Linked DNA regions of Mus musculus: regions 1, 2 and 4 are each linked to region 3. A link is a loop called in an ENCODE intact Hi-C map of the cell type or tissue named here. Cell type or tissue: heart. All regions are shown on one strand. Region 1 has its middle 97 kb from the start of 1500009L16Rik. Region 2 has its middle 28 kb from the start of Gm40726. Region 3 has its middle 55 kb from the start of Gm33919. Region 4 overlaps Gm34043 (a long non-coding RNA gene).

Region 1 (5,000 bases), 52 kb before region 3:
GGTAAAACCAGGAAGTTAGAATTCACCAAGGACTTTTGCAAAATTGAGGACACAATCTCTTGTGATCTATGGCTGTTTGTTGCCTTTATTTTACTTTTTAGTACCCCATGAGGCTAAACATAGTCTCCTCTCTGGTTGGCCTTTGCGGGGAGAATGTATCTTCCAAATAGTTAATGAGCTAATGAGCTCAGCAAGGTTTTAAGGTTTAGTGGTGCACAGGATGACTGACGGATAGCGAACTTACCTCCACTTAAGCCTCCTTTCAGCCCTGTGAGAGAGCCAATTAGATGCTCTGAGTTCTGCCTCTCCAAACCCTTGGCCCTGGCCACAGTGTGAATCTGCAAGGGGTCTTTCTACTGTCCGTGTGGTGGTGCTGGGTTCCTCTTAGATACACAGGCACAGGAATTGTGCATCAGGGAATGGAATTTCAATGAGTCCCTGGAAGTCATTCAAGCCATTATCATTCATTTTTTTTGTCTGCAGTTTATTTATGCACCCTGTGTGCAAGGATCTCCTTAGTGTAGAGCTTGCTCCAGGAAGCACAAAGCCCAAGGAAAGGGGCAGGGATTACACTTGAATGTGTGTGTGCAGTGGGGGGTGTGTAGGCCTTTGCAGAGAGGTGTGAAAAATGTTCCATGAGGGCTTGGCGTGAGAAACTGCCTTCCCCAGACTCCCTATATTGGAGCATCAATGCCAGAGACTCGTCACCATCCCAGTGACCGGTCGTTGGTCCTAGTCATCTTGGTGGAAAAGGATGTTGTGTTGAGCTGCCCTGAGCTGAGACAAGAGAACCAGAAGCTCACGGGCTGGCCTGGCAGAAACAAGAGAGAGCCTGCCTTACCAAGGTAGGAAAGGGGAACAGACTCCTGAAAACTCTCCTCTGATCTTGATTCGTGCACAGTGGCAGATGTGCATGCACACACACTCTCTCACACACATACAAGTACGAAATAATGAGAGAGAGAAAGAATTATAGATTCTCCTTGTTAAACTCCGTGGGGGTCCTTTTAGAGAGATGCAAATCCAGTATCTTTGTTTTGTGCTGCTATAACAGACAACCAGAGGCTGGACAATTTATAAAGAGCAGGTCTCTTTGGCTCAGAACTCTGGGAAAGCCAAGCACACGGTGCTTGGACAAGGCAGAGGTTTCAGATGGCGTGAGGATGTGGGGGAGAGGGACAGAGACAGGAGCTTGGGGACAGGGATGACTTAGCTTTTGATCTGAACCTATTCCTGTGATTACCAATCCACTTCTCTGCTGGAGGTATTACTGTATTCCTGAGGGCCAGGTCCCCAGGCCCTAGTCACCTCATAAAAGTCTTCTCTCTACAGTGGCACTTACATTTCAATGGTAGGGTGTGTGTGTGTGTGTGTGTGTGTGTGTGTGTGTGTGTGTGTGTGTGTGATGCAGGGGACAACACTGAGTTTTGTTCTCCAAGCGGTTTGCATTTAAAGGAAAAAAATATCTTTGTGAGGCACAGTGTCTTCACTAGCTTGGAACAGGCTAGACTGGCTGACCAGTGAGCCCAAAGATACAGCCTGGTTTGTGGCATACCCTCAGATCACAGTGTGGACCTGACATTTGCCCAGGGAGAGAAGGAAGGCAGGAAGCTGCTAGGTAGCTTTGAGAGAGCAGGAGGAAATCCCAGGGGCTGGAGGGAGTTAGGTAGGGGAGGAAGGGAGGAGGGCAGGTTGCTTGCACATGAAGTGAAGGAGTCCTGAGGTCAGCGTGTGCTTTGATATGCTGATAGGCGCCACTGCAATCCATACATCTTGGAACCTACAAAACAAAACAAAACAAAACAAAACAAAACAAAACAAAACAAAACAAAACCTCCCTTTGGGTCTAGAAAGCTTGTGCCCAGTTGCTGGCTGAGTAGCCCCAGGAGGGCAAGGCTTAAGTTTAGGTGCTGCAGAGATTCTGAGGGTGTGGCAGCTGGTTGTCAGTCAACCACACCTTCCCACAAAGCTCTCCCAGGGATATCTCTGCATCTGCATTAACACCGCGGGGCTATTGTTGGAACTGTGGATGGACCCAGAGAGGGCCGCACAGCCAAAAATGAGTCAATTCGCTTCCCCTTCCCCAGTAATTTCGGTTAGCTGGCAGATTAAATATGGAGGATACCTGTCACAGGACAACAGTGTTGGTACGGGGGATTCTGGAGAGAGGTGGCCTGTTTCTGCCAAGACAAGTTACCTAACTTTGCTGGAAGTCAGATTTATCCTCTGAAAAAACAAAAAAGGAGGATACTAACAGTTTTTCACTTCGTGGGTTGTGGGAACGAGATGAGATAATCCATCACAATGGCTATTATGCTCAAAGTGGGCTGCAGGGGGCAGCATCCTCACAGAAATGTAAGGAAACCTGGCGTTCAAAAGTACCGCACAGTGATACAGAGAGGATCAGCAGCATCACCGATATAAAGAACCTTACCGGTGGGTGGGCGCAATTAAGCAATTTCAAGAGAAAGAGCAGAAAATTTCAATCAAAAGACCCATGCGCACTTTACAGTGAGCACGAGAAAACAAGGAAGGCTTCCCTCTAGGAGCGGGACTACCGCGCTGCTGCTTTGGACATGCCTTGGTGAATCCCCGAACACAGCACAGGTTGCAACTAGAGACCAAGTGTCCTGAGAGAAACTGAGAAGGGAAAAGCTTTGGGCTTGCAGGACATGTGGGGCCGGATGCCAGTACAGTCCCTCACTAGATAGAAGACTTTAAACCGCTTGGGTCATGTCAGAGTTGGATGCTGACAACCTTTTACTCAAAAGGTCAGAGCACAGGACCAGCCAGAGACAGGCGGCCATTACTCTTCATCTCATGCCAAATGTCCTAGTGCCCCTTTTGATTTGCCCTGCTTTCCTGAAGGACACTTCCCTAGGTTCTCTGGCTTTTCCCAGAACCTTTAAAGCACCCATCACTACTCTTGAGTATGATTGGGACTCTACCTCCTGGACCCCGTAGGCATATCATTAACCATCACTAAACAAAGTCCCTACAGTTTGCCACATACTATTTTGTTTTACGCTGTTTTCAACACAACCGTTGGAACCCCCAATCTTATTCTTTAGCCCCTTTCTGCTTCTCTCTGGATTTAAAGAATTTCTCACACCACAGATGAAAACAGACCTTCTTTGTCATGGTTAACTGGCAATGCCCTGCACAGATGTGCCAGCGTGAAAGAATTTTAGGGCTGATGGATGGGTGGACTCTGATATTTTTTGTTGTTGTTGTTGTTGTTGAGAAAACATGGTGGAAGTGCCCTCTGTGTAGCTTGCTGTCTGTGGCGGCAAATGGTTCACTAGCGTGGATATCCAACCGTTTCTGAGCTACAGAGGTGAGCATGTAGAATTTCGACAGATGCAACTTGTCCAAGTTCCTCCAGAGTCTGCGCCTACTTATCTTCCCTCCCCTCTTCAAAGTCTCAGGGGTTCCTGGTTGGCCCCTCTAACTTGCAGTGTAGCCGAGGATGACCTTGAATTCCTAATCCTCCTGCCTCCACCTCCCTGAGTGCTAGCATCACAGGTATGCTTAGTTTATTGGGTGCTGGGGGTGGAACCTTGGACTTGGTTCACACTAACTAGACAAGCACTCTGTTGACTGAGTGGCAGACAGCTCAGGGTCTGTGCCGGGGACGGAGGAACTAGAGAAGCATACAGTTTCCAACTCTATTCCTAAGTGTATGTGACTTTGGGCAAGTTCATAACCTCTGGTGACTCAGTTCTCCCAGCACCGATGAGATCACTCTCAGTTCACCTCTCCACGTTGCTGCTAGGCTGAATTCATATTTGTAGAACACTCAGAACAGGTGCTGGGCAGTCGCTGAGCACTAATCCGTTGTTATGTGTCATTGTCTGGGCCGGGATTTGGTGAGCTGAATGTGGGAGAGGCCACAAGATGCCTGGGATGCGAGAAGCCAGACGACAACTTTCATCAGTGGATGATGGCTTTGTTGAGATGAGATGAGTACTTGAACCGATACATATCCAAAGACTTCTTTATGTAGAAATATGATTGTTGTGAGAAGGATGCAAAATTTGTATAAAATTTAAAAAAAAGAACCTTCAAAAATAGAATTTATACCAGATGCACTGACACCCAACCTGCTATCTCAGCATTGACTCAGGCACTGAGGCAGGTGGACTGCTTTGAGTTTCAGCCAGTCTGGTTGTTCCACAAAGCAAGTTTGAAGGCAGCCCAGCCAGACTGCATAACAACATCTTGTGCCCCTACCCCAAGTTGAATGCCCTCCCTCCCTCTTTCCTTTCCTTTCCTTTCCTTTCCTTTCCTTTCCTTTCCTTTCCTTTCCTTTCCTTTCCTTTCCTTTCCTTTCCTTTCCTTTCCTTTCCTTTCCTTTCCCCTTCCCTCCTCCCTTCCCCTTTCCCCTTCCCCCTTCCTCCTTCCCTTCCCCTTCTTCCTTCCCTTCCCTTCCCTTCCCTTCCCTTCCCTTCCCCCTCTTTCTTTCTTCCTTCCTTCCTTCCTTTCTTTCTTTCTTTCTTTCTTTCTTTCTTTCTTTCTTTCTTTCTTTCTTTCTTTCTTTCTTTCTTTCTTTTTCTTTTCTCTCTCTCCTCCTCCTTCCCTCCCTCCCTGCACCCTCCTACCTTTTTCCTTCCTCTCCCTCCCTCTTTTTCTCTCTTTCCCTACACATTTCTTCCATCCTTCCCTCTCTCCCTCTTTTACTTCTTTCTTTTATATTTTTAGTACTGGGGAATGAACTCAAGAACTGTTAGAGAGTACCCAGGGAAGAGATGCTTCAACTCTCCCTCATCCCAGAGGCATGCACTGGCCTTGGATGTTTCTGTTGGGAAAAGGTGAATAATTATGATAATTTATGGTGGTTTCCCTTTGACAAAACAAAGAGGGTTTTGTGAGTCTGGCCCTCTAGAGTCTGGCACTATCAATTGTCCTTAGACACAGAGCACACATGATTCACACAGATAGGTGCTGCAGATGTTTCAGGCCACCAGTGGGCAGGTAGCACACTTGAGGTAAGGTCTCTG
Region 2 (5,000 bases), 130 kb after region 3:
CAAGGCCACCTTCCTAGGGAATGGGACTGCCTACAGTGGGCTGTGCCCTCTTACACCAATTAACAATTATGACATCCCCGTGAACATGCCCAGAGGACAATCTAATCTAGGCAATTTTTTTTCAGCTGAGGGTCTCCTCTGAGATGACATTAGGCTGTGTCAAATGGAAAGTTAAATTAACCAGAATATTATGTTTTGCTAAATTATCATGGGGATAGAGAAAAGGGACCTATTTCCTGGGGTCATACCTGAGTCAAGACATGTAGGCTGGCCCAGTTTCCCGTTGTATGGGGGGGTGCATATTGGTTTGGGGGATGGGGGAGGCAGGTAGCTAGAAACAGAGGGTTTGTTTACATGTAGATCTGTTTAGGTGGGAGTGGATAAAGGTTGAATGAGAGCACTGAGGTCACCTTCCAGAATGCCACAAGTAGGATGTCATATCTCTTAACCTAGATCTGGTTGCCCTTCCAGAAGCTTCCTAAGAAGCTGATGTTTAACTGTCGCTCACAGGAAAGTAAATTTGAACTCAATCTGCACAAACAGTAGTAGGCCAACTGGCTGGAAGAGTAAACACGGGAAGTGATCAGATAAGGGTGAGGATTCGAAAACTCTAAGCAAGTCTGTCAAAGTCCTGACCAAAGGATTGATGAAGCTTCTATTTCCGGAGTTTGACTTTCCATGGACACAGCTTATGGGGAGGGAGGGGTGGGGGTGGAATGAAACCATGCGTTTTTGGAAAAGCAAACAGGACTTAGGTGAAATGAAGTAGAATAAACTTTGTGGGTAACGGTTGAGGCTGTGATGAAAAAAAGGGGGAGATCATGGGTGGTAGGGAGAAGGGAGTTAGAGAGGAAGGGCAAGAGTGGGATCCTGTGAGGAGGGGGCAAGGGTGGGAGCCTGTGACTTGGAAACTGAGCCCAATGTAGATGCTTCTTGGTCTGAGATTGTCCCTACTTTTGTTTAACCTGATTTCCAGTTTATTTCTGTCCAGGGCAAACAGAAGGATTCTGACTAACTTTCCAGGCTCAGACATCTTCATTTGATTCTCCCCCAAATGCAAGTGCTGTGGAACAGAAGCAACTGCCCCAAAGTCATACAGCTGGAAAACAGCAGATCCATGTGACGAAGACATTCCAACTCCACAGCCAGTGTCCTGTCCACAAGTCAGGGACAACTCTATGGCCACTGCCCTTGTCCGCCATCTCTCAGACACTCTGGCCCTTTCTTTCCTCATCCCCCCATCTTGGGAGTGGTGGCTAGTGCCCTAGAAGCCTTCTGATTCACCCAAATTCTGCATAAGAGGCAGAAGTATCCCAGAAGGTAACATCATCTCTCCTTTACTTTTATTTCAGCTCAGAAACACAGAGAAAAAGAGGAAATACCTTGTAGATATCACTCAGAGAAGTTGCACTGTGGCTATGGTTTGGGAGCTGAAAGAAGTGGTTTCTAAACCAAATTCTCAGAGCCAGCAAGCAGCCAAGGTAGAATTTGAGATGAAATCTGTCTAGCTTCCAAATCTATACTCTGCATCCTCTGTAATGTGTGTGTGCACACACAGGCATATGTGGGCGCATTCCTGTGCATGTGGGTGGGTGTGTACCTGGATAACAGAGGTCAACATCGGGTGTCTTCCTCAATCTCCCCATCTTATCTTTTGAGACAGGGTCTTGCTTCCTCTGGTGCTCACAGATTGGTTGGCCCAGCTGGTCAGTGTGTGCTAGGAATTCAGTCATCTCTGCTTTCCTGCACTAGTGTTACAAACGCCACGGCCAGATCCGGCTATTATTCATTCACACTGTGATCTGAACTCAGGTCTTCATGCTTGCATACACTGACTGAACTGTCTCTCAAGCTCCTGCTTGGTGCTTTTGATGTAGTGCTACGATAAATGATAAAGCAGGGAAATTAGCCAATACTGTGTGGGGCTTCCTAGTAGCTCACTAGGGCTGTTTTAGCAGCTAGAGGTATTCAGCAACATAACCTTTATCATAATCCCATCTTCTGGGTTTTGTTTTTGTTTTTTGTTTTGGGTTTTGGCTTTTTTTTTTCCAGACAGGGTTTCTCTGTGTAGCCCTGGCTGTCTTGGACCTCACTCTGTAGACCAGGCTGGCCTCAAACTCAGAAAATCCACCTGCCTCTGCCTCCCAAGTGCTGGGATTAAAGGCGTGCACCACCACTGCCCAGCCCCATCTTCTGTTTTGAAGGTGAAAAATACAAATGAAAATTAATAAGACGTGAGACTCCAGGCCTGACAACCTTTCACCTTAGAGCCACCCCCGACCTCCTGTTTTTGTGTATGTGGCTTGGACTTGCTCCCTTGGGTAAGAAGAGGAGAGTCTGGATCCTCAAATAAAGATCCGTGGTTGCTTTTTTTTTTTTTTTTTTTTGCACTGTTCTTGATTCCCTTGCTGCTTCTATTCACACCCTCCTCCTCACCTCTTCAAGTTCCTGGCCAGGGGCCCTTTTCCATTCGGGTCTCATTTCCTTACCTCCCTTCCCGCCTTGCAGCCAAGACCTATCTGTCTCTTTGACAGCTGGATACCTATGCCAAGAGAAATAATACCCCTGTGCACTGCATGTCACCTAAGGGAATAGGGCGAGAAGGGAAGGGAAGAGTTTCCTGCCAGGTGCCTTGGGGCGGGCAGGGGGTGGGGTGGTGAGGAGGAGGAACATGGACTGTCCTGAGTCACAGAGGATATGTGATGTGCAGGGGACTGTGAGGGATCCTGGGACAGCTGAGAAGGGCAAAGAGGAGAAGCCAGGACGCACAGGGAAATAGGAGGGTGGCTTCCTTGGCACTTTAAGGGCAGAGATGATGGGGTTAGTGGTGATGAAGCAGAGACCGGGAAATATGATGAAGCGGGTGGGGGGGGGGGAGTGGTGTTAAATTACAGTTGTGCAGCATTCATTGCTTACACAGTATTCTTACCCCACAATACAATACCAAGGAGGTCTCAGGAGGCTACCCATTTAATGGGCATGTAAGTGGAGATTCAAATACATAATAGGGTCATTAAAGCTATGGAATACTGTTCATGGCCTTGGAGCCTTTTTCTGTTTATTGAAGCTATCCTCTAGAATTAGTCACTGGAGGGGGAGATAGAAATAGCTGTGCTTTTTACAGCTAAGGAAAAAGACTGTAGTTAATGCTCATATTTTATCAATATGAGGTAAGCTCTACATCCTAGGGGCCACACAGGGGCTGGGGCTGAAAGAACAAAAGTTTCTCCAGGGCATCCCTGTCCCAAGGAATTTGCAAACGTGCCTTCCCCAGGCAAGAGAAGCACGTTTCGTCAGTACCTGCTTTGTACAGTTAGAGAAACTGAGTCACAGAGAGACAAGGGGGGCACGTGGAGGAGTTAGCTGTGTGTGGGGTTGAGCAGAGACAGCCTGTTTACCCTAAACTGTAGGAGCTCAAGAAATGAGGCTCTTGTCCTTCATTCCCAATGACTGAGTTTAAATCCTATGCCCTTTTTCACTGGGCCAGATGGCCTTGAAGGCTTTCCATGGTTGTAGTGAACGTCTCAAGCCTAGTGACAAGGGCTTGGTCACAGACATTGTTCTGAATAGAGCAGGTGGTCCCTGACCCTCCGTGCCAGGGCATAACATACAACAGGACTCACACTAAGATCTTAATGAACACCTGAACCAAGGAAGGTCCGTGGGTGAAATTCTTCCTCTGGGATAATCTGTACACTTGGGATAAGGAACTTAATGAAAGGGCTTAAATGTTGGGCTCTGATGACAAGCCGGGCTTCAAATCTCAGTTTCTCTATTTACTGGCTTTGGACTGTTAGCCTGACCTTCCTGGGTCTTGGTGTTCTATGCTTTAGAACTGCTCACAGGTTAAACTAGATAGTCCCTGAGCAGGGCTGAACTCCAGAGCCCGGTGCATGCTTTAGTGAGAAAAATGTGGGGTCAAGAAGAAGCGCTGGAGCTAGGGGCCCAGATTGAGTGTGGAGTCTGTCTGAGTACAGCTCAGAAAGGGCCTCACCAAGTCCTCATACTTCTGGGGAGATGGATGGATGCAGCCGGAGCCTTAGAACCTCACGCAGCGCGCTTCCCTGGAGCTGAGGAAGACCCCGGGGAGCTTCCCCCACTGTCTGGCCTTCTCATGTGGTTTTACGTTTCTCAGTTCAGACCAACGCCTCCATCAGCAGTCACATCAGAGCAAGCTCAGTTACTCATGGAGTCAGAGGGATTCACTAGGGCAGGGGATGCGAGGCTTCTGTGGTTCTGTTAAATGTTCCTGCACGGGAGACTCAGGGGAACACACCTTTCAAGGTGAGATTCCTGCATTCCAGCACTGCTTCAAGCAGTCCTAAGTTACAGATTCTGGGGCCGGCTGCTTGCCTTCTTGTTTCCCTGCGGGTATAGCAGGGAATAATGTTTGTGTGGTATGTTGAGCTGGGAAAAATGAAAGAGCCCAGGACACACGCAGTACATAATGAGTATTAATGAATTGATAAGTATTAGTCTTGACCATAGATGTGTAACTCATCATTTCCCTTTTTGAGTAAACAATAATTAATGAGTATGGCTCAACCCTTTTGGTAAGAAATATGTAAAATCTTTATATATAATGACTGTCACATGGTAGATAATGACCACTACTAGAAAAGGAGGTGGAGAAGATAAATAAATCTGCATGTGTGCACATGTGTGTGTGCACATGTGTGTGTGCACATGTGTGTGTGTGCATGTGTGTGTGTGTGTGTGTGCACAAGCGAAGGCTGGAGGAGAATGGTACTCTAGTATACCACTCTCTGCCTTATTCCCTTGAGACAGGGTCTCTTACTGGGTCCTTTATTTGCTTGCTAGGCTATTGGGTTGCAAGCCCCAGCTATCCTTTTATCTCTGCCTTCCACAGCTCTGAGGTGACTGGCACTTGCATAGTCATGCCTGGATTTTCACATGGGTGCTTAGAGCTTGACCTCAGGTTCCCTTGCTGTACACCAAGTGTATGTATCTATGGAACCATCTCTCCAGCCCTGATCTGC
Region 3 (5,000 bases):
CATACTTTGATCTGCATCCCTAAACCTCCTAGATGGAAGGAGTCTTTCTTTCCTCCAGAGTCACCTCTCAGCCATTATTTTAAAACTCTTCAAGGTATCTCACCCCATCCTGGAAGTCACTGGGTACTTAGAGATAAGTGATTGACTAAGCAGGCACTTAACTTCCAGCATCCTGCACTGTTCCACCTTCCTGAGTTTCAGCCAGAAGAGTAAACTCTTAGTACATGCATGGGGCACTGGTGTTCCATTTAGAGAAAGTTGCCCCTCCTATTTGGCTGACAAAGTGTTAGCCAGAGGAGGACCTGAGAGCCAAGGGGTGTCCTTCTGTCACTTAGAACTCTGGGCATGACACTGTCTGCATGACACTGTGCAAGGGCCCAGGGATAGTAGCCAGAAGGCAGTAGCTGGAGACTGTAGGAACATGAAGATGAAAAACAGGAGGGTTGAGCTGGAGTCCGAGCAACGGGTGGTGTACCACGGGTGTGTCAAGGTGCGATCTGTGCAGTGCAGAACAGAGGAAGGGTGACTGGCTAGCTGCCTTCCAAACCTGGCTCCTCATCTTCCTAAGTACACTTCCTTCATCTAAGACATATTCTGATAAAGCTGGGCTCGAGGCACTTACCTGTAACAGTAGCCCTTGGGGGATAGAAGCAGAAAGAGCAGGAGTCTGAGGCCAAATAGCAACAGCCTGAGGGTTGCCAAATTCTCTACTCTAAGGGAAGGAGAATTGGTGGCATCCTTTGGCAACTCTGTACCACCCTTTCTCTCTCCTCCTCCTCGTACTGCAGCTGCCTTTCCAAGTGTACAAGCTTATGTGCATACCCTCCTGCTCGGTAGGCCCCAGATCACAGGGAATAGAACATAGCCTGGTCCTGTCTCGCCTACGAGACAGTGGGTTCCCTGCATACCAGAGCTGGCTGAGACCTTAATGGAAAGTTTCTCCAGTCTTTTGTAACCACAGAAACAGAGGCCCAGAGATGGGAGTGAAGAGACTTGAATCATGTCTCAGGGACAGAGTCTAGAGCAGAGCCCAAACCTCTTGATTTCAACCCACCTTTCCTCCTCCATCTTCCCTCTCTCTTCCTTCCCTTCCCCCTCTTCCCTACCCCTCTCCATTACTCTCCTCCTCTTCCCTTCACCAGTTTCATTATTGTTCTCACACGTGGTTAGTTGGGCTGTCAGGAGATCAGCTGATACAATGAAGAGAAATACTGAATGTGGCAGGTAGCATACAGTTAACGCCCATAAATGAAAATATTACAGGGTCCCAGAAGGGCAGGGGAAACAGTGGGCTCACAGCTTCCCACGTGTCTCCCTCAGAATGCAAAGCTGTGTAAGGTCAGTGTGGATGGAAACCTTGGCTACATTTCTTGACTTAAAAGAAGCAGCAATGTACAGACTTTGGGTCTGGCCAATCTTGATGGATGCTGTTTTGGTTTTATTTTTGTTTGTTTTGTATGTGTGTTGTTTAGTTTTGTTTTTAATCGCAAAGGTCTTTATAATAAAGCATATGTGTGTGTGTGTGTGTGTGTGTATACACATATAGTAGGAGGACTGGAAAGATGTCCCGGTCAGTAGAGTACTTGCCATGTAAACATGAGGACCTGAGTTTGATCCTTAGAACCCACAGAAGAAGAGGAGGAGAAGGAGGAGGGAGAAGGGAGAGGGAGAGGAGAGGGGGAAGGGGAGAGAAGGGAAGGGGAAAGAAGACGAAGAAGAAAAAGAAGAAGGAGGAGGAGGAAGAGGAGGAGGAGAAAGTAGGCAGGAAAGAGGAGAAGAAAGAAAAGTTGAGAGCAGTGGCACCCTTGTAATCTAAGTACTAGGAAGGCAGAGGCAAATGTATCCCTGAAGCTTACTGGACAGCCTAGTCTATTTGACAAGTTCCAGGCCAGTGGGTACCCTGCCTCAGAATAAAACTAGGTAGGTGGTACACACACACACACACACACACACACACACACACACACACACACAGAATTCTTGAGCACGATGTCTTTTGCAGATTCCTCCTGCTAGCTCTAGCAGTGCTGGAACTGGGAGGGGATGTTTTGAAGGCATTAGTGGAGTCCACTGCTGGTCACATGGAGTCCAGGGGTGGTGCTTCTCTGGCAGCATCAGAGGCCCAACCCTGTGGTGTGAATGCAGTCCTCCCACACATCAGGCTCCTTGACAGCTTCCTGCCATTATTCTGGCCCGTGTGAGGAGCACACACTCGAACTCAACTCCCTTAGGAGTTCTGGGCATTTCAGACCTTGGGAATCAGCTGTTTAGCTGTGTTTATTGGAGAGCCTTTGTTTTCTTCTTTGAAGACAGGAAGCTCATTAGTAACAAGCTAGAACAATCAACCTTTAACCTAGGCTTGAACATGTCCCCTGAGAAGTGGGGATTTTTTTTTAAAGGAGGGCATTGTCAGGACATAGCCAATTCAGTTGTCAAGCTGCCCAATCAGGACCTAGGCAAGCCACATTCCTGAGATTTTGAGGTTCCCCAGAGGTATCTACTTTTCCTCTGTGATCTCTCTCACAGCTAGAAACATCAGGAAAAGCTGGGACAAAATACACTGTGGTAATTAGTAACAATGACCCTGGAGTCCAGTGACTGGCTCCGTGCTTTAGTCCAGCCACTTACTAATTGTGGCCTTGGGTAAGTTATTTAACCCCAGAGTCTTCATCTTTAAAACAGGGCTACATAGTAAAAATATCCTTCATTACACAATGGGGGGGAGCATATATGATCTCTCCTTATAGTACTCATTGAAGAGTTCATTAATGCCTTGACTCACGCCATTGCTGTGTGAAGAGATGCATAAACGAACAAGTCTGTGTCCTTTTTTTTTTTTTTTTGAGGCAGTAACTACTCAGTACAAAATGTACACATTATTCTAAGATTTATAAAACACACACACCAGGCTTTGGGAGCATGCTGAGGAGGAAGGGTGTGGATACAGTACTAGTAGTAGTCATGGTACTGACAGTACATGTGTACTAAGGATTCTATTACAGTAGTGGTGATAGTGGCAATGGCGATCATGTGATGGCGGCCATGTGATGGTGGTCATGGTTGCAGTAGCAGTAGACACTGTTGTGTATGTGGTGATGCTGTGACAATGATGGTGACGATTTGTTTAAAGATGGAAATAACGATGGCGCTGTTGCTGGTAGTAGTTAGGGTTTTAATCAAGGTGTCAATCATTAGAATGGTGGTCACAATGGTGTTCATGCTTTGAGTAGTAGAGATGTCTACTTTCTACTCTGTGATGGCAGAGAGTGGAATGACAGCAGTGACTTGTAATGAGGAAGATGAGTAGATCTTGGAAATGCTGAGTAGAGGTAGTGTTGACTTGCCATGAGAATATTGGCGGTAATTGTTGGTATCAAGAACTAGCTTGCTGATGGTGACTACGTAGCTGTGGCAGTGCTAGTGCAGGGTCTCTGTGATGCTGGTGACTATGTAGCTGTGGCAGTGCTAGTGCAGGGTCTCTGTGATGCTGGTGACTATGTAGCTGTGGCAGTGCTAGTGCAGGGTCTCTGGGATGCTGGTGACTATGTGGCTGTGGTAGTGCTGGTGCAAGATCTCTGGGATGCTGGTGACTATGTGGCTGTGGTAGTGCTAGTGCAGGGTCTCTGGGATGCTGGTGACTATGTAGCTGTGGTAGTGCTAGTGCAGGGTCTCTGAGATGCTGGTGACTATGTAGCTGTGGTAGTGCTAGTGCAGGGTCTCTGGGATGCTGGTGACTATGTGGCTGTGGTAGTGCTGGTGCAGGATCTCTGGGATGCTGGTGACTATGTGGCTGTGGTAGTGCTGGTGCAGGGTCTCTGGGATGCTGGTGACTATGTGGCTGTGGTAGTGCTGGTGCAGGATCTCTGGGATGCTGGTGACTATGTGGCTGTGGTAGTGCTGGTTCAGGAGTTCTGTGATGGTTACTGACCATCATCAACTTGACCTGACTTGGAATCACGTAGGACATAAACTTGTCCGTGTGTCTCTTGAAGGGGTTTCCGGAGGAGTTTGTCCTACATGGAGAGAAATACCCTGGATGTGAAAAGTATCATCCCGTGGACAGTGGCCCCAGGCTAAATACAATTTAAAAAGTCAAAATTAAAAACTGACCAGAAACCCAGCACACATCTCACTGTTTCCTGACTGCAGCTACTGTGACCAGCTGCCTTGTGTCCTCATGTCCCAGTCCCCAGTGCACCACCTCCCACCACACAGTCAACCTGACTGGATTGAGCATGATATGGGAGATTGGGGCTACACTCCTGGACATACCTGTAAGAGTTTCAGAAAGAATTAATTGAAGGGGAAAGACAAATCTAGAATGGGGGTGGCATCATCCCACGGGCTGGGAGCTTGGATAGACTCTAGGAAAAAAGAAAAAGAAAGAAAGAAAAAAAGAAAGAGAGCTCGTGTTAGTATTCAGCTCCTCAGAGATGTGATCAAGGAGTTCTTGCTCCTTCTACCCTGGGCTTAGCCACACTGCTTCCATATCCCTCACCACAGTGGACTGGATTCTCAGATTATGAGCCTGAATCAACTCTTCCTCTCTTAAGTTGCTCCTCATCAGGTATTTGTTCATAACAATGAGAAAAATGACTAATACACCACAGGACCTATCTCCGAGTTTTCTTCCTCTAAATGGGGTGCACACAGCACTCACCCAGTACGCCCTACTCATGTTGGGGTCCATGACAACAGTCATAGCTCCAATCACAGCTGGCACTAGGGAAACAGAGACGAGTTTTCCAACATTTTGAAGCAGAGTGCCAAGAAATTCTGTGAGGCTGAAAGTTATGTTTGAAGTTTTAATTACTGTGTGTAAGAGAGCTATAAAACCAAAGTGGCTGTAACCTGTGAGCCCCACTTGCTCATGGACAGATAACTTCCCGGAATGCTGGGGCTATAGTTCGTGTAAGAGAAAAAGCTCTATGTCTACACTTCAGTTAATAAGGTTTGTTGTCCCAACTGCACAGGGTGTGCTTGATCACACATAGGTGGGA
Region 4 (5,000 bases), 65 kb after region 3:
CCCTACACCAAAGGATGTCATGAACTCTCCTCTCTGAAAGGTACCTCCAAGGGACCAGACGATGAGAGAACAGCGTGGACCTTCCCAAGCCTCCAGCCTGCAAATGGGCTGAGTACCTATGTGATCAATGTCCTCATATTCAGTGGGGCCACCAGCCTGCTGGGCAGCCTGTGATAAGTTCTTTACTCTCGGTGAAGTGAATCTCAGTTTCCACAGAAGGGATGATTACAGCACACACTTGAATGGATGGAGTACACATCTGAAGAACTGTGACTGGTGATGGACTTCGATCTAGCTCTTTCCGCCTGTCCGACGGGCAGCCCCTGGCAGGTATGGGGCATGGTGGAGATGGACTCTGATTGGATATTTAAGAAGATGCATTTGTTGCCATATGGGAGGCCAGGCATGGATGGAATAGACAAGGGGCTACCACACTAGTCCTCCTGGCATTGAGTGATCAGGGAAGAAGCGAGGTAAATAGCAGGTAATGAGGGGGCACTTCTAAACTGTTATGAAGATTATTGTTAGCTGTGAAGTGGTGGCATTCTTTAGTTCTAACACTTGGGAGGCAGAGGCAGGGGGATCTCTATGAGTTCAAGGTCAGCTCGTCTACATATTGAGTTGTAGAACAGTCATGGCTACACAGAAAAACCCTGTTTTTGACAACCCTGAAAACCAAAGCCAAACCAAGCCAAGCCAAACCAAACCAAACCAAACCAAACCAAACCAAACCAAACCAAACCAAACCAAACCAAACCAACAAAAAAAAAAAATCAGTGTTAAGTAGGAACTTGATAAATGGCAGCTAATATGTGAATGAGGCAGAAAGGACAAGGAAAGAATGAGTTCTCCTAGGTATAGTGGAGGAGAAAGTTTGTTATAGACATGTGGGAAAGCATAGCTAGAGGCCGGGCCATCTGGGAGAGTTCAGACATGACCCTGAGCCATGGGAGGAGATAGAAGGACAGGGGGCATGGTGAGGGTGGGGGCGGAGATAGGGAAGGGAGGTAGGAAGAGAGGGGAACCAGGTACAGCAGCCAAGAGGGCAGAGGTACAAAATGAGCAGGTAACTAAAGTGTTTGGATTCTACAGGGAAGAGCCTCTGGGGGAAGGACAGGATGTAAACAGGAAGGGACTGAAGGATGCTGGGAAAATCTGGTGGTCAGGTCTACTTGATTTGTTAAATAGGCTCCTCAGCCATTTGTCCCAGAGTCTGAGACATAGCATAATTACTCCTTCAAGCCTTAGAATGACTAACTTTAGAAATGTTTGTAATATGGAAAATGAAAACATTTATTATTATTATTATTATTATTAATGTGTGTAACAAACCATTACACAGTGCCTTTCAGATGAGACACTGGACTAGGCAATGTGTCCGTCAGAGTCCCTTAGAGAGACAGAACCGATGGAGGCTGAGTACAGAGACTGACTCCTGGCGACTATAGAGGCTGTGTCCTGTGATTGACATGGATAAGGTCGAGACCCAGGTGAGCCAGAAGCACTATTTCGGTCTGAGGCTGAGAGCCAGAGGAACAGGAAAGCCAGTTGAATAGATTCTAGCTGGATTTCATGTCTGGAGGCAGAAGAAGGCTGTTCTAGCTGGGGGGGGGGTGAAGAGAAAGAGGGGGGGGGGAGAGAGAGAGAGAGAGAGAGAGAGAGAGAGAGAGAGAGAGAGAGAGAGAGAGAGAGAGAGAGAGAGAGAGAGCTTTCCTGGGTTTTTGATCCGTTAGAGCTTGAGTCCACTGTCATTGGAAAGTGTGGCTTGCTTTTCTCCCTACGTCAGACATGAACTGCTCCAGGGTCTCCATAACACACAGCCAAAGTGATGCTGCACCACATCTCTGGTCACCCTGTGACCTAGCCAAGCAGACACATGCAGTTGGCTACCGTGGGACTCTGCCTCCAGTAGATTGTCTCATGCTTCCGACTCTGTTTACCCCTGTGGTAGAGAAAAGAAAACTCAGAGATCTCACATAACTAGTGGATGGTTGGGCTTGGTTTCAACCTATGAGTGAATAGGGGAAAAAAAAAGATGACTCTCAGGTCTAGTTATGGAGCAAATCAGCAGGGCCTGGCTGCGAATCTTTTGCCCTGGGGGTTGAACAGCTTATATGAGGAATTCAGAGATCTTCCAGTGCCCCAGGGCCAGGAAGACACATCCATTTTCACTGGCGTTCTGTACACATGCTGACTGTGGCTGGAAATCTCTGGGACAACTCTTTGTGATTCTCTGGGGTACCCTCTAGTTTCACCTCTAATCAAAACTTACCAATGAAGCAAACAAGCAAAAAAAAAAAAATCAAAAAATTAAAAATTGCCTGACTGTCAACCTGCCAAGAGTCCAATTAGTCAAAACCAGACTTTACCCTCCCAAGGCAGGCTGTGTGCACGCTGGAGGAAGCCTGATAAGAAAGCACAGCCTCGCATGACTTTTAGCTGGCAGCGGGAAAGGAGCCCGGGAACAGTAGCAGGCGGGTTCCAATTCCCTGAGCCTTTCCCACTGGTCATCGTCAGTTCCTCCTCTGAGTGCTCTGCTCTTCCTGACCCACCCATTCATGTAATTACCTTGGGGACTTGGCTGAAAAGTTATCTCCAGCCAGACGCCTTTCCCACCCAGCATCAGCCTGTCAGATCGGAGGCACTAGATGGTGCGTTCATTTCCCACGCATTCAGTGCGGGCCTCGTGGCTCACACAGGTGAGTTGTGTGTGATTGCCACCCTCCAGTGCTTAGCATGTGCTTCAGTAATGGGAACAGTAATGATCCTGCCAACCAATTTGGACACTGAGAACCTCCGGCCTCCAACTCAAACATATAACTGAAAAGCTGAAAATGTTTTTGTTTAATTTCAATTGAAATAGCCACATGGGGCTGATGGTGAGCACAGTTATAAAACAAACAGGAGATGGTAAAGGAGAGATCATAACAGAGTCTTTGGGGCTGCAGTCAAAGTCTGTGTGCGGTTGGATGAGGTGCCCAAAGCAGACCAATCCACTCCTATGCTGGGCACTATCACAGTTGTTGAGGGGAAACAGAAACTCAGCTGGGTTGAAATTCTAGCATCTCCCACTTGCTAATACCAGGATTTACAAATGGGAAGTGTGAGGCTGAGGTAGGGCAGAGGAGAGTGGAGGTGGACTGGAGGCAAGTTCAAGATCTGACCAGTGTCTCATTAGCATGCATGTCAAGGTTCACACATCTCTCTCAATCAGGTTCTCCTTGCTAAGGGCTGAATTCCAGGCGCACTTCCTGTGTGGGGCGTCCTCTTGTCTTGTTCACTGATGTACGCACTTGAGAAGGGAATCAATTTTTCTAAAAACAAAAAACAAAAAACAAAAAAAACCATTTGATTATATTGCCCCTTATCGAAAATTGACTAAGACATGGAAAATGATACAGAGGAAACCACACATCCACGAATAACTTCTTCGTACAGTTCCTTTTATAACCTTTGTATTCTTGGACTTAACAGTTGGTGTCTGAATCTCACAAATTTCTCTTCAGGGTTACATATTGCCATTTGTCTATCCAATGTTGGTTCTTTCCTTGGTCTTACCAACATCAGGTTTTGCTCTGGGAATCAGTGGGTTTAGTTAAAAGCTAACTCACTAGCTTGCTTGGAGGGTTGGCCCAAGATGTAACAGGAGGTTGTTTAGTGAATCCTGCAGCCCTAGACTGCAATCACAGAGTGTTTGTAGTTTCTCCTTCTTGTATCTAGAATTTTGGAGGTTCTGGGTGGCATTACAGCAACATCGATTCTGAGGCTGCGACTATTTACAAGACACAGGGGAAAAGATGAAAGAAATTCAGACCCTTGATGACAAACCAATCTTTTACCTTTATGATGGTTTGCATATGCTTGGCCCAGGGAGTGGCACTATTAGAAGATGTGGTCCTATTGGAGTAGGCGTGGCCTTGTTGCAGTAGGTGTGTCACTGTGGGTGTGGGCTTTAAGACCCTCACCCCAGGTGCCTGGAAGTCAGTCTTCTCTTAGAGGCTAGCAGAGGCTCCTCCTGCACTATGCCTGCCTGGATGCTGCTATGTACCTGCCTTGATGATAATGGACTGAACCTCTGAGCCTATAAGTCGGCCCCAATTAAATGTTGTCTTTATAAGATTTGCCTTGGTCATGGTGTCTGTTCACAGCAGTAAAACCCTAAGACAACTGTCTACCTCCAAATTTTTTTATGACACACATTTTTTTTTATCTTGTTTAGCCTCCATTTGATGTGGGCTCTCTCACCTGTAACTACTGCAAATTCTTTCCCAATAAGTAACTTATGCTAATGTATGTACTTAAGCATAGCATTTTCATAATTCCTCTGCCTGTCTGAGTTTCATCTTACTTGTCTGTCTTACCAATATCTTGGATAAATGTGTGTGTGCATGTGTGTGCATGCACGTGTGTGTATGTGTGTCTGTGTGTGTGTGACACAATGACTACATACTGTTGGGAAAACAACAACAACAAAAGCACCAAAATGACAGAGCAAAGCAATATGTCAGCCCTGTGAATTCAGAGAGAATGAAGTAGGTCTCCCAGGAGTCCCTATACTCTGGCTCACGCTTCTATGTGTCACAGTAATGGCTGCAAACCTTCTATAGTCCTCTCACTCATTTGAGGAGACATGGCACACCTCCTGCCTCAGGTCCTCCGACTTTCAACCTTTGCTCCCATAGTCTTCCTCCGTCCTTGGTAGCTATGCATTTGGTCACTTGGGAGCTCAGAACCTCCCTCTCTGCAGGAGCCTCCTCACTGCCATTGAAGTATGTGTGAATCACTCCCATTTCAGTAGCTACCATGGAAATAAGACCTAGCCAAGCAAAAGTGGTTATCTCTGACCCTGTGGCTCTTTTAAGTGTTTCTGTTCACCTGAGTATGTCATCATATTTACACACATTCATGAAAAGAAAGAATAAAAATATGCCTCTGACCTCATTTCAAGTACATAGGATGGATATTAGCACTAATAAGCAAAATAGAAAAACCTCTGTGTT

What was found. A loop is a pair of places that touch in the nucleus more often than their neighbours do. Peaks named below come from ENCODE experiments on the same cell type or tissue, not always from the same donor. Only the 100,000 strongest peaks of a DNase experiment are listed, where the experiment ranks them.
Region 1: a loop joins it to region 3, with 3 times the contacts of the local background. A loop is called at or near these places in 3 of 42 quality-filtered maps.
Region 2: it touches region 3 in a loop (13-fold over the local background); 5 of 42 quality-filtered maps call a loop at or near these places.
Region 4: a loop joins it to region 3, with 6 times the contacts of the local background. A loop is called at or near these places in 4 of 42 quality-filtered maps.

What each region holds. Positions count from the first base shown.
Region 1 is chr10:83,817,496-83,822,495 of GRCm38, forward strand. No RefSeq gene overlaps it. Among named protein-coding and RNA genes, the nearest start is that of 1500009L16Rik, 97 kb to the left of the region's middle. In heart, a CTCF peak has its summit at 2,335 (motif pointing right); a DNase peak (open chromatin) is centred at 2,366; H3K4me3 peaks cover 346 bases; H3K27ac peaks cover 271 bases.
Region 2 is chr10:83,998,039-84,003,038 of GRCm38, forward strand. No RefSeq gene overlaps it. Among named protein-coding and RNA genes, the nearest start is that of Gm40726, 28 kb to the right of the region's middle. In heart, no CTCF peak of the experiment used is centred here; a DNase peak (open chromatin) is centred at 2,573.
Region 3 is chr10:83,869,757-83,874,756 of GRCm38, forward strand. No RefSeq gene overlaps it. Among named protein-coding and RNA genes, the nearest start is that of Gm33919, 55 kb to the right of the region's middle. In heart, no CTCF peak of the experiment used is centred here; a DNase peak (open chromatin) is centred at 2,145; H3K27ac peaks cover 708 bases.
Region 4 is chr10:83,934,904-83,939,903 of GRCm38, forward strand. It overlaps Gm34043 (a long non-coding RNA gene), which reads right to left. Exons shown (of 3, transcript XR_380636.3): 3 at 2,833-3,314. Among named protein-coding and RNA genes, the nearest start is that of Gm33980, 3.9 kb to the left of the region's middle. In heart, no CTCF peak of the experiment used is centred here; a DNase peak (open chromatin) is centred at 2,498; H3K27ac peaks cover 375 bases.